Regions from separate parts of the Mus musculus genome. Here regions 1 and 3 are each linked to region 2. The links are chromatin contacts, found by Hi-C or POLR2A ChIA-PET in ENCODE. All regions are on one chromosome and are shown on one strand. Each heading gives the region's core, a stretch centred on a gene start or an enhancer-like site at or near the end of the contact. The rest is flanking DNA. Distances are from core to core; before and after follow the strand shown.

Evidence for each region. Hi-C counts contacts between places; a loop is a spot of excess contacts on that map. ChIA-PET counts read pairs that join two places held with the same protein, here RNA polymerase II (POLR2A).
Region 1: a map of CH12.LX shows a loop between it and region 2 (2.4-fold over the local background). The contact joins the enhancer-like site here to the promoter of Timp3 in region 2. A Hi-C loop is called at or near these places in 28 of 37 maps with a recorded cell type or tissue (CH12.LX, T-helper 1 cell, T-helper 17 cell and 8 more). POLR2A ChIA-PET finds 5 or more read pairs at or near these places in 1 of 5 experiments (Patski).
Region 3: a loop to region 2 is called in a map of v-Abl transformed pro-B cells, with 6 times the contacts of the local background. The contact joins the promoter of 4930486F22Rik here to the promoter of Timp3 in region 2. A Hi-C loop is called at or near these places in 4 of 37 maps with a recorded cell type or tissue (Patski, left cerebral cortex and v-Abl transformed pro-B cells). POLR2A ChIA-PET finds 5 or more read pairs at or near these places in 1 of 5 experiments (Patski).

The regions. Positions count from the first base shown.
Region 1 is chr10:86,048,511-86,051,582 of GRCm38, reverse strand. Syn3 (synapsin III) reads left to right here. Exons shown (of 14, transcript NM_013722.3): 14 at 1-2,837. It also overlaps a transcript of Fbxo7 not described here. Among named protein-coding and RNA genes, the nearest start is that of Gm24430, 11 kb to the right of the region's middle. Within about 2 kb of position 1,791, at least 1 of the 3 ENCODE cell types and tissues checked has a DNase peak (open chromatin) inside an H3K27ac peak, as active enhancers do; it is left cerebral cortex, where a contact is called at or near this core.
Region 2 is chr10:86,298,580-86,301,717 of GRCm38, reverse strand. It overlaps Timp3 (tissue inhibitor of metalloproteinase 3), which reads right to left and starts at 1,306. Exons shown (of 5, transcript NM_011595.2): 1 at 744-1,306. The coding sequence starts at 864. All of the region lies in intron 6 of Syn3 (synapsin III), which reads left to right.
Region 3 is chr10:86,094,107-86,097,277 of GRCm38, reverse strand. 4930486F22Rik (RIKEN cDNA 4930486F22 gene) reads right to left here and starts at 1,424. Exons shown (of 3, transcript NR_038024.1): 1 at 1,393-1,424. All of the region lies in intron 7 of Syn3 (synapsin III), which reads left to right.

The DNA of each region.
Region 1 (3,072 bases), core at 542-3,041, 250 kb after region 2:
CTTCTGGGCTGCTGCGTCCACTCTAGCATGCACTTGGTCTATTCCTCAAGTATCAGGTGTGGCAGTTCTTCAGTATAACTTTAAAGGAAAATCAACTGAAAACTCCATGCAAGGGAATCGCCACTGCCTCCAGGAAGTTCTCATGTGACTATCCAGCACCAGGGGGCGAGCTGGCTGGGCACCTGGGGGCTGGCACAGCAGCACCAGGAGAGCAGGCTGGCTGGGCACCTGGGGGCTGGCACAGCAGCACCAGGGGATCGAGCTGGCTGGGCACCTGGGGGCTGGCACAGGAGCTTGGAGCAGCTGCTCAGTGCCCGTTAGGTACTCAGGATTCTCTTTAGGTTACTCTCCTAGAAAATTAGGAAAATAATGACATGTATGTGACAGATTAAGAATGGAAAATGGATGGTTTCTTAAGTTGAGAAACTCACCTGGAATTAAACAGAAATATGAGTAAAAAGAGAAAATAGAAAAAAACAAACAAACAACAAAACAAAACCACTACTAGACCCAGAAAAGGAAGCGGACTTCTACAAGAGAGCCTCACAGACTCTACTGATCAAATGTAGCGCGGCTTTGTAAACAAGGCCCCAGGGCCTTGCGTGAGGACCAGCTCCCAACAGCAGGCCCTTCTCTTCTGCTTTGTTCAGCCTCATAAAACAGCTTGGTGGTTCATTTAGTGTCTTCAGAAGTGGTGAACGACTGCAGGTTAGTCGCAGGCACTGGTTAAGCCAGCCTTGCAAGTATGGACAAGGGGTAACATAACTATCACCAGGACCAGTCCATTCCCTTCAAGAGAGCTTGCACATGTATCTCTAGGCTTCTTATCCCAGAGCCAAGTCAGCTGATAGAATTAACCTGGTGGCAGATGCTGTCCTAAACCACAGTAGCTGATTAAACTGTTTAATGTTTAGACTTTAATAGGAGGAGGCACTTTGGGCTTGATTGAAGACAAATGGGAAGGCTGGGTGGCAAGCAAGCCAAACTGGTCTATTTAGGAGCATAAAAGACACAGAACCTCTTTTGTGTTCCCACAAAGCATGAGCCCAGATTGATAAACATGCACACCCAGGCTTCATATGCAGATCTAACTGGTAGATCTAGAGAAGAAAGCAAAAACACCCAGAGGTGGTCATCAAGTCTTGAGAAGTTAAACACTTTTCATACCCAACACTTCATTTTACTTTGGAATATCAGAAAAATAAGAGTTAACAACTCACATGGGATTTCCAATAGAGAAAAAAAGAAGTCATATCAAATCAAATCTTTAGGGTCTCGATAGATCGGTCGGTGTTTGCAGTACAAGCACAAGGACCTGCATTTGATTCTCAGGAGCCATGCTGAAAAGCCGGGCAGGGCAGTGAGCACTTAGAACCTCAACCCTGGTAACATAAAGAGAGATAGAGACTTGCCTAGCATACTGCAATACCCTTATCCATGCAAGAGTTTACAAAACACCACCAGCACTAGAGCACAGCAGAGGACCTGTCTAGCTCTTCTCCAAGGCTCAAATAGGCAGATAGGAAGAAAACAGACCTTGGAACAACTCTGAACAGAAGAAGGAGAAGGACTATCCGACTCTGCCAGGTAAGAATTACAGAGATATGTATGGCCTCAGCAACTGAGAGGAACTAGGAAAAAAGAGCTACAGAATTCAGGATTTTTACACAGGGAGCCACAAGTTGGAAAGGGCTCTTCCCAAGACTGAATTATTACCAGCCATGACAAATGGGCATTTTCCACTTACAGTGCTAAGGGAAGGAGACTCAGATCCTATTACTAAAAGTGACTACTGGAGAACTTAGGGGCCGAGAAAGATGTGAGGCTACTACAAGTCAATGCGCCGGGGCTGCACCATTCTCAAGCGCTTGCCATGGGCTTCTAGGCTGTCCTGCTCCCATTACAGTGCATGGAGATGACATCAACAAAGCCATGCAGTGAACAAGCTACTGCCAAGCCAAGATCTCACTCAGTATCAGCAATACGTAAAGCTCCAAAGCCCAATGACAAGGATGTGTGCGAGACGTTCAAAGCTTCTCAATATAAAATTAACTGCTAGTCAAGGGGAAAGTTTTGAGGACTCTTAATAAAAATTTTTGAGTGGTACCTAAGTTTAGGTTTAGAGCACTCTGCCAATAATCTTAAACTGGAGACTTGCAACATCTGCCAGTTACGCCTAGTGAGACTGACACCAGCACCATCAGGACCTCCCAGGGCCCATTTGGAAATGACTTATATTCTGAAAACTTGTATTTGGTGCTCTGGTCATCACTGCTTCCCATGCTAACATTCAGCCACACACACACACACACAAACACACATGTACACATACACACATACTACATGGGGCAACCTAACATTCATCCACAAAAGCATGTTCTGAAATAGACTCTAGATCAATCAAAACTTCAGGGTGACCCCTTTAGCCACACTTAAATGAAGCCTAAAGCATTCAGTGGACATTAAGACTGTCCTGTAGATCATAGAAACATAATGTTAAAGGTCACATCACCTCTGGCCTCTAGAATATCAAACAATTTTCTTCACTGTGATGCAAAGACTCAAAACACATGTAGCAAAGTCTCACTTGCATACAGGACTCAAAATATCCCTGCAGCACATATTCCAAGCCATTTCCTAATATGCAAACAGGTTTTTAAAAACAGGAAGACATTGGCACTATTCCTATTTTCTGCAGATGCTAATAGCATTTTATTCCTGTGCAGCAGTTCCAATTTAAATGTGTCACTATAGCATGTTCCTATAGTTATTTGTATTAAGTGTTTGGGCTTTTTCTTGTTGTAGAATAAATAAATGTTGAATTTTGAGTATTTTAAGTCCGAAAATCATAACAATCTCCCAGCAAGAGGGGGCTGTCCTGAACAAGTGCCTCACCTGACAGCACATAAAGGACGCTGCTGTTAAGACTGTCTCTGATACCAAAACACAAGGGGGAAGCTTAGGTGGTAATGTGTCTGTACCAACCCAGTGGTCTTCGGAACCCTTGAAGTTCCTCACAGAACCCAGAAAGCTGCTAAGGAAAGGGTTGGGCTCACTGAGTTCGAGCGCACT
Region 2 (3,138 bases), core at 57-2,556:
ATAGTGGGTTCTACTTCTTATCAAGTCCCTCTAATCAGCACAGTCTCTTTGAGACCATCACCACAAGCGATGAGACCTTTGGCAGCTTTGCTCTTTTGGTGACAAATCTGCTTTCTCCGATGATACTCACTCTCTCCCTCCTCACAAACATTCCGGGGGAAGAAAAAATATATCTTCCTGTGAATTTTCACAGCTCTATGATAAGTGATTCCCCCACAGTCACCTCAGGCCAGCTATCAACACTCTGATGCAGTTCTCCCAGGGAGGAGGGCAATCCCACAGTTTCCGCCCCCCCCCTCCCCGTTTTTTTTTCATCTCCCCCTCCCCCCTTTTCCAGCCACCCAAACTTGGCAGGCAAGAAGCTCCATTAGCACTTGCCGGGAGAGCCTGCAGCTAGGCTGAGTTTCTCAAGGAAAAGAATGAAGTTCAAGGGCGCGGGAGATAAGCAATCTTTGAAGCTAGGAGTTTTCTCTCTCGCAACTCCACCCGCACAGACTACAACTTGTAAAGTGTCGTCGAGGTCCCAGAACTTCAGTTAGCGTTCCAACTTTTCAGAATCTCTCACCCTCCTTCTCCAGCTCTTTTCCCTTCAAGGCAATGGGGAAATTTTTCTAGATATCAAGCAGGACCTCGTTCACGCTCGCCCGCCAGAGACCACTAGGCCACTGGTTGGGTTCCCTCTGCAGGGCATCTCCCCACACAGAGTCCCCGCCCAGGGAAACTGAGTCTTCCGGAGCACTTACCGATGTCGGAGTTGCAGAAGGCATCCTGGGGATGGCTGGGAGAGCATGTGCACGCTTCCGCGCCCCAGTGCCCAAGGCTCCAGCAGCTCAGGAGCACGACAAGCCCAAGCCAGGGAGTCATGGTAGCTGTTGTGGTCCGCTGCGGGGACTGCCGCTCTTTTCTTCAAAGTTGCCGAGCGCTAGCGCTGATGCTACAGTCCGAGCTCACTCGCTGGGTTTAACCGGGCACTGTGCACGGTGGGCAACGATGAGCTCCGGGGAAGTGCCTTCCAAGTAGCCCGGCGGGACAGGACTAAGTGGCCAAGGGTCGCTGGAACACGAGTCCGCGGAGCCAACGAGTGGCCTCCCGGAGAAGGATCGGGAAGCGGAGAAGCGGGAGAAGAAGATTCTTGGCGCTGGCGGCTGCCCGCTGCCCACTGTGAGCGAGAGTCCAGGGCTGCAGAGTGATATAGGGGCGCGAGGGGACCCAGCCCCTCGGGAGCTCGGGGTCCGCCCCCTCCGACCAATGGCAGCGCCGCATTACCTCATCGGCCCTCCAAAAAGGGGGCGGGGCCGGGGGGCGCGGGGCGACAGGGCGGAGCCGGCCCGGACCGTTCAGATCCTTATAGGGAATAATGCAGTTGTGGGCACGCGAGTGGGTGGGCTGGGCGCGTCCTGGGCCGGTGTGCGCTACAGCGGCGTCCCACGGCCCCTTCGCCCTACGCCCACCGCCTCTCTATGAGCCTTGGACCTAAACAAGGATTCAGTCCCAGCCACCCAGCCTTCCTGCATAATCTCTTCCAAGGGCCCCAGGTGGCCCGCACCCTGAAGTCCTTGATCACGCCTCCTGGAAAAAGTCAAGAAGGAAGCCTCAAAGAAATTTTCACCTTCTTATCTTTCCTAGAGAGAGCAGGGAGTAAGAGGAAACCGCTGGACATCAGCTTCCCTCACCTCCCACCCCCAACACACACACACACACACACACACACACACACACACACACACACACCTCTGCCTTTGTGGGATGGCTGTGGTAATTGCCATTGGGGGTAAATGGATCTGTGGAATTATTCAACAGACCCTGTTCTGGACGTCAAGCAAGCCCTTGCAACCAGGGCGATTGTGCTAGTATGATGAGGAAACTAGAATAGTTGGAGACCTAGGTTAGAATGACTAAGAGGGCGTTGTTTTCTGTGGGACAGTAAAAGATGTGACATCATGCCAGAAGAACATCAATCACAAAGGCCTGGGTCTTCTTTGAAGGAAAGAATATAGGGAAAGGGGGAGTATGATAGCTGGTCTCCCTGGTGGCAGACAGCAATCCTTCCTTCTGCAAGGAACATTTGAGGTAAAGCAATCAGTACGTGGAATAAAACCAGTTCTTAGAGAAAACCACCTATAGAGCAATATTGGTAACATTATTACCAACCCATTTTAAATAACATCTTAATTGGGGTGTGTGTGTGTGTGTGTGTGCTCATGCTGTTTTTTGAGACATAGTCTTACTATGTAGCCCAGGCTGACCTTGAACTCAAGATCTTCCTGAGTCAGGCTTCTGTTAGAGTTACAGATGTGCAGCGTCATACCTGGCCTATGCTCTCTTTTTAAAAGCAGGATTCCATACTCCATCTCGTTGTGTTCACATATTCCTTCTAGTTGGGGAAAGTGAGAACAGGTGTCCTGTGTACCTTCCAGCTGAAGAAGCAGGCCCAGAAAGGGATGCTCCCACCACACTCTCTAGCTGGCTCTTCTTACCAAAAGGGATGTACATCCCTGACTCAGCATCCCTTTGACCGATAGTACTCTTTTAGAGTAATCTCTCTCCCCTCTCTCCTACCTGGTTTTGAAGGAGACCTGTGTTTTAGCTGCAGAATGCTGTAAACTTGTAACAAATGAGGAAAATCCAAGGGACTCCCTTGGGTTATCCCCAAGAGAAGAAACTTTTATGGCAGAAGCAGAAGGCAACATGGTAACATTATTTCTGACTTAACTGCCCTTGTTGTGGTTGTTGTGTGTTGATGCTGTGGTTATTTTGAGACAGAGTATCATTAAGTAGTCCAGGATGACCTTGAACTCTCGATGCCCCTGCCTCAGCCTCCCAAATGCTTCCAAGAAGCCTCCACCCAAGTATTACAGCTATACAGAAGAGATCTTAGCTCCCACATCTTTCTGTCTTAGCCCCACTCAGCTCTGAAGCCCCTCCCCTCCTTAATTCTGTTTCAGGGTGCTCTGGCCTTCTCACTACTCTTCTAGCCCCGGCTCCAGGAATATAGTTATATGGTTTCCTTTCCTGACACGCTGAGGCCGAGTATCAGCTATTTGCAGCATTGCTTTTTTAGCCATAGGAAAGTCCCAAGAAACTTGAGTGTAGATAGTAGCCGGCAGTCAGTCACTTGAGGCCCGAGCCATGGGCACT
Region 3 (3,171 bases), core at 175-2,674, 200 kb after region 2:
TTTCAGAATAAAAGTGGGGAGGGTTGGTCTTTCAATTCCCTGTCATGCCAACTCTCTAAATACTTCTAATGCATATTTGGGAAGTGTGTGTGTGTGTGTATGTGTGTGTGTGTGTGTGTGTGTGTGTGTGTGTGTGTGTGTGTGTGTGTGTGTTTCAGATATGCTTAAGGATTAGTCTAAATAGTGAGCTTACTCTCACTAACCAGTTTTATTTACACACACACACACACACACACACACACCAACACCATGGTTCTGGTGTCTTTGTCTTGAAAAGAGCTTATATTATGCTCTGAAGAGTAATATCAGTGGCCCATCTCTGTAATCGCAGCCCTCAGAAGCTAAGTATGAGACCCAATAGTCTGTGCCTAGGCTATATAGCAAGCAAGACTCTTTCAGAATAAAAGTGGGGAGGGTTGGTCTTTCAATTCCCTTAAGTGTGATCTGGTTTGAAGTATCATCTAGCCCACTGGCTAGTTCCTCCCTCCAGGGACACTCCTCCAAAGATTTCTGCTACTTGTGGCTTGGGAAGAACCTGGAAAACAATCACATAAAGTCACACTTCCCATACTGCATCAAGGCAGCCTGGAGCACTAGAGGCATCGCAGCCCATTCTGAGCTTTCAAAGAAAGCACACCAGTTCCCAGCCATGAGTGGTCACTGTGCAAATGACTAGCCGTGAAGCTCAGGGCACCTAGGCTGGATCCTGAGTGCCTTCCAATGCACTGTATCTTCAGTTGGTGGGGATGTGTGGAGGCTGTGTTTTAAATAAAAGTGCCCTGTGAAAAGCTCAGTGAGGTGCAAGGAATGAGAGATGGTGCCTCGTGGTTTGGGAGTTTCCTTCAGTATCCAACAAATTTACACACCCTATTAGTAATTGTAAGTTCTTTCGTCATGAAATATTATATTCATTGCGAATTCTTGGAACACTTAACAAGTTTATCAGGATGTAAATAATTGTTAAGCTTTAATCTCTTCATAAATAAAACTGGTATCTTGGCGTAAGAATTTTTTTTTAAAATAAACCCCTAAATGAGGCAACACAAACCCAGAAAGTTTGGGAGCCGCGAGCTTAGGGCTTTCGTAACTTCTGTGTATCTCCTCTAAGCTTTGGGTGAAGGACTCCAGGGCTGATGCTGAGCTAAAGCATGGGTGTGGCCTGACAGTAATGTTACTCAGAACCTGTTCCTGGCGGGGGGAGGGGGGGGGGAGCTTGTGCCTAGCGGGTGTGTGCAGGTACACATGCATGTGGAGGGCAGGGGACAACCTCTGGAGCCATCCTCCCTGATTTTAGAGACAGGGTCTCTCACTGGGACTTAGGACTTGCTGATTGGGCAAAGACACAAGGATCTGCCCGCCCAGCTCTGGGATTACAAGTGTGTGCCACCATACCTGGCTTTTGTATAGACGCTGACGGTTGAACTCAGGTCCTTGGGCATGCGCAGTAGGCAGTTTTGGACTGAACCATCTCCCCGGTCCCCAGAATCTGTTCATACTCCTGCTTTGTAAGTGTAGTTGCTGCAAGAGTGAAGACTGAAGTGTGGACACTATACCCCTCCTTAGAATTGGGAACAAAACACCCATGGAAGGAGTTACAGAGACAAAGTTTGGAGCTGAGATGAAAGGATGGACCATGTAGAGACTGCCATATCCAGGGATCCACCCCGTAATCAGCATCCAAACGCTGACACCATTGCATACACTAGCAAGATTTTATCGAAAGGACCCAGATGTAGCTGTCTCTTGTGAGACTATGCCGGGGCCTAGCAAACACAGAAGTGGATGCTCACAGTCAGCTAATGGATGGATCACAGGGCTCCCAATGGAGGAGCTAGAGAAAGAACCCAAGGAGCTAAAGGGATCTGCAACCCTATAGGTGGAACAACATTATGAACTAACCAGTACCCCGGAGCTCTTGACTCTAGCTGCATATGTATCAAAATATGGCCTAGTCGGCCATCACTGGAAAGAGAGGCCCATTGGACACGCAAACTTTATATGCCCCAGTACAGGGGAATGCCAGGGCCAAAAAGGGGGAGTGGGTGGGTAGGGGAGTGGGGGTGGGTGGGTATGGGGGACTTTTGGTATAGCATTGGAAATGTAAATGAGCTAAATACCTAATAAAAAATGGAAAAAAAAAAACCTTCCTAGGAGGTAAGCAGGAAGCCTGACCCCCCATGTAGCTAGTTTCTTAGCATGCTGCTGTGGCTTTGAAATGAGCTGGATGCCTGCCTCTCTGGTACAGAAACAGGAAAACAAGTCTCCATTTGTAGGCCATGATTATGCTTCTGTTATCTCAAACAAGGAGTAGCCTGTTTGCCAATGGCCTGCCAGCTCCCCTTGCCAAAAAGTTAAGACCATAGAATGACTGCCCAGAACTGGGCATCATTATTGGTCAATGTCCTTCAGCTTTTAGCTGGTTGGCCAATAACCCTGGTCAGTAAACTACCTTATGGGTTTATCTTTATTTTAAAAAAAAAAAGTGTGTGCTTTGGCCATAGCAGGAAGAAACATTCCCTAAGCCTGGTCTTCCAGGGAGACATGATGGGAATTTACTGGACTAAAGTGAGCAGCTGGCCAACACTTGCTATAAAGTTTTTGAATGGTCTGAAACAATGCGGTGAGCTTCAAGTGTGCTCAAGCACCATGCTTCTGGGGAAGGTCTGAACCCCATTTCTGCATTCATCTCAAAGGGAAGATGGATTAGATGTGGAGGTATGCAGGTCTCAGTACCTGCACACCCCTGTACCCCGCAGTCTCCACTAATAGCCCCTTCACTGGCTCTTCAGCAAATGTTTCTTGTGCTAGGCCCTATGCTGGGTGGTATGTTATAGGGATGAGATAAGAAGAATGATGTCATCTGTTGAGTGCTTGTGATGAGCTAAGCGGTCTTCTGGTTTGTTGACATGTAGGGTCTTGAATCATGTTCAACTGCAGTGCTCAGTAACAGCCCAGCAACAAGCTACCTATATTCTGCCACGTGAGGGAAGTGAGGCATTGATTAATTTTCCAAAGGTCATTCAAGAAAGCGATGAGACTGAGATTGCAGCCTGAATTTTCAAACTTTCTATTGTATTGCCTCCCTAGTGAGACCATGGAGAAAAAAGGCAGTGAGTGAATTCATTTTCAACTGCAGCACAAGATACAACTGCTGCTAGGTCATTTGATTAA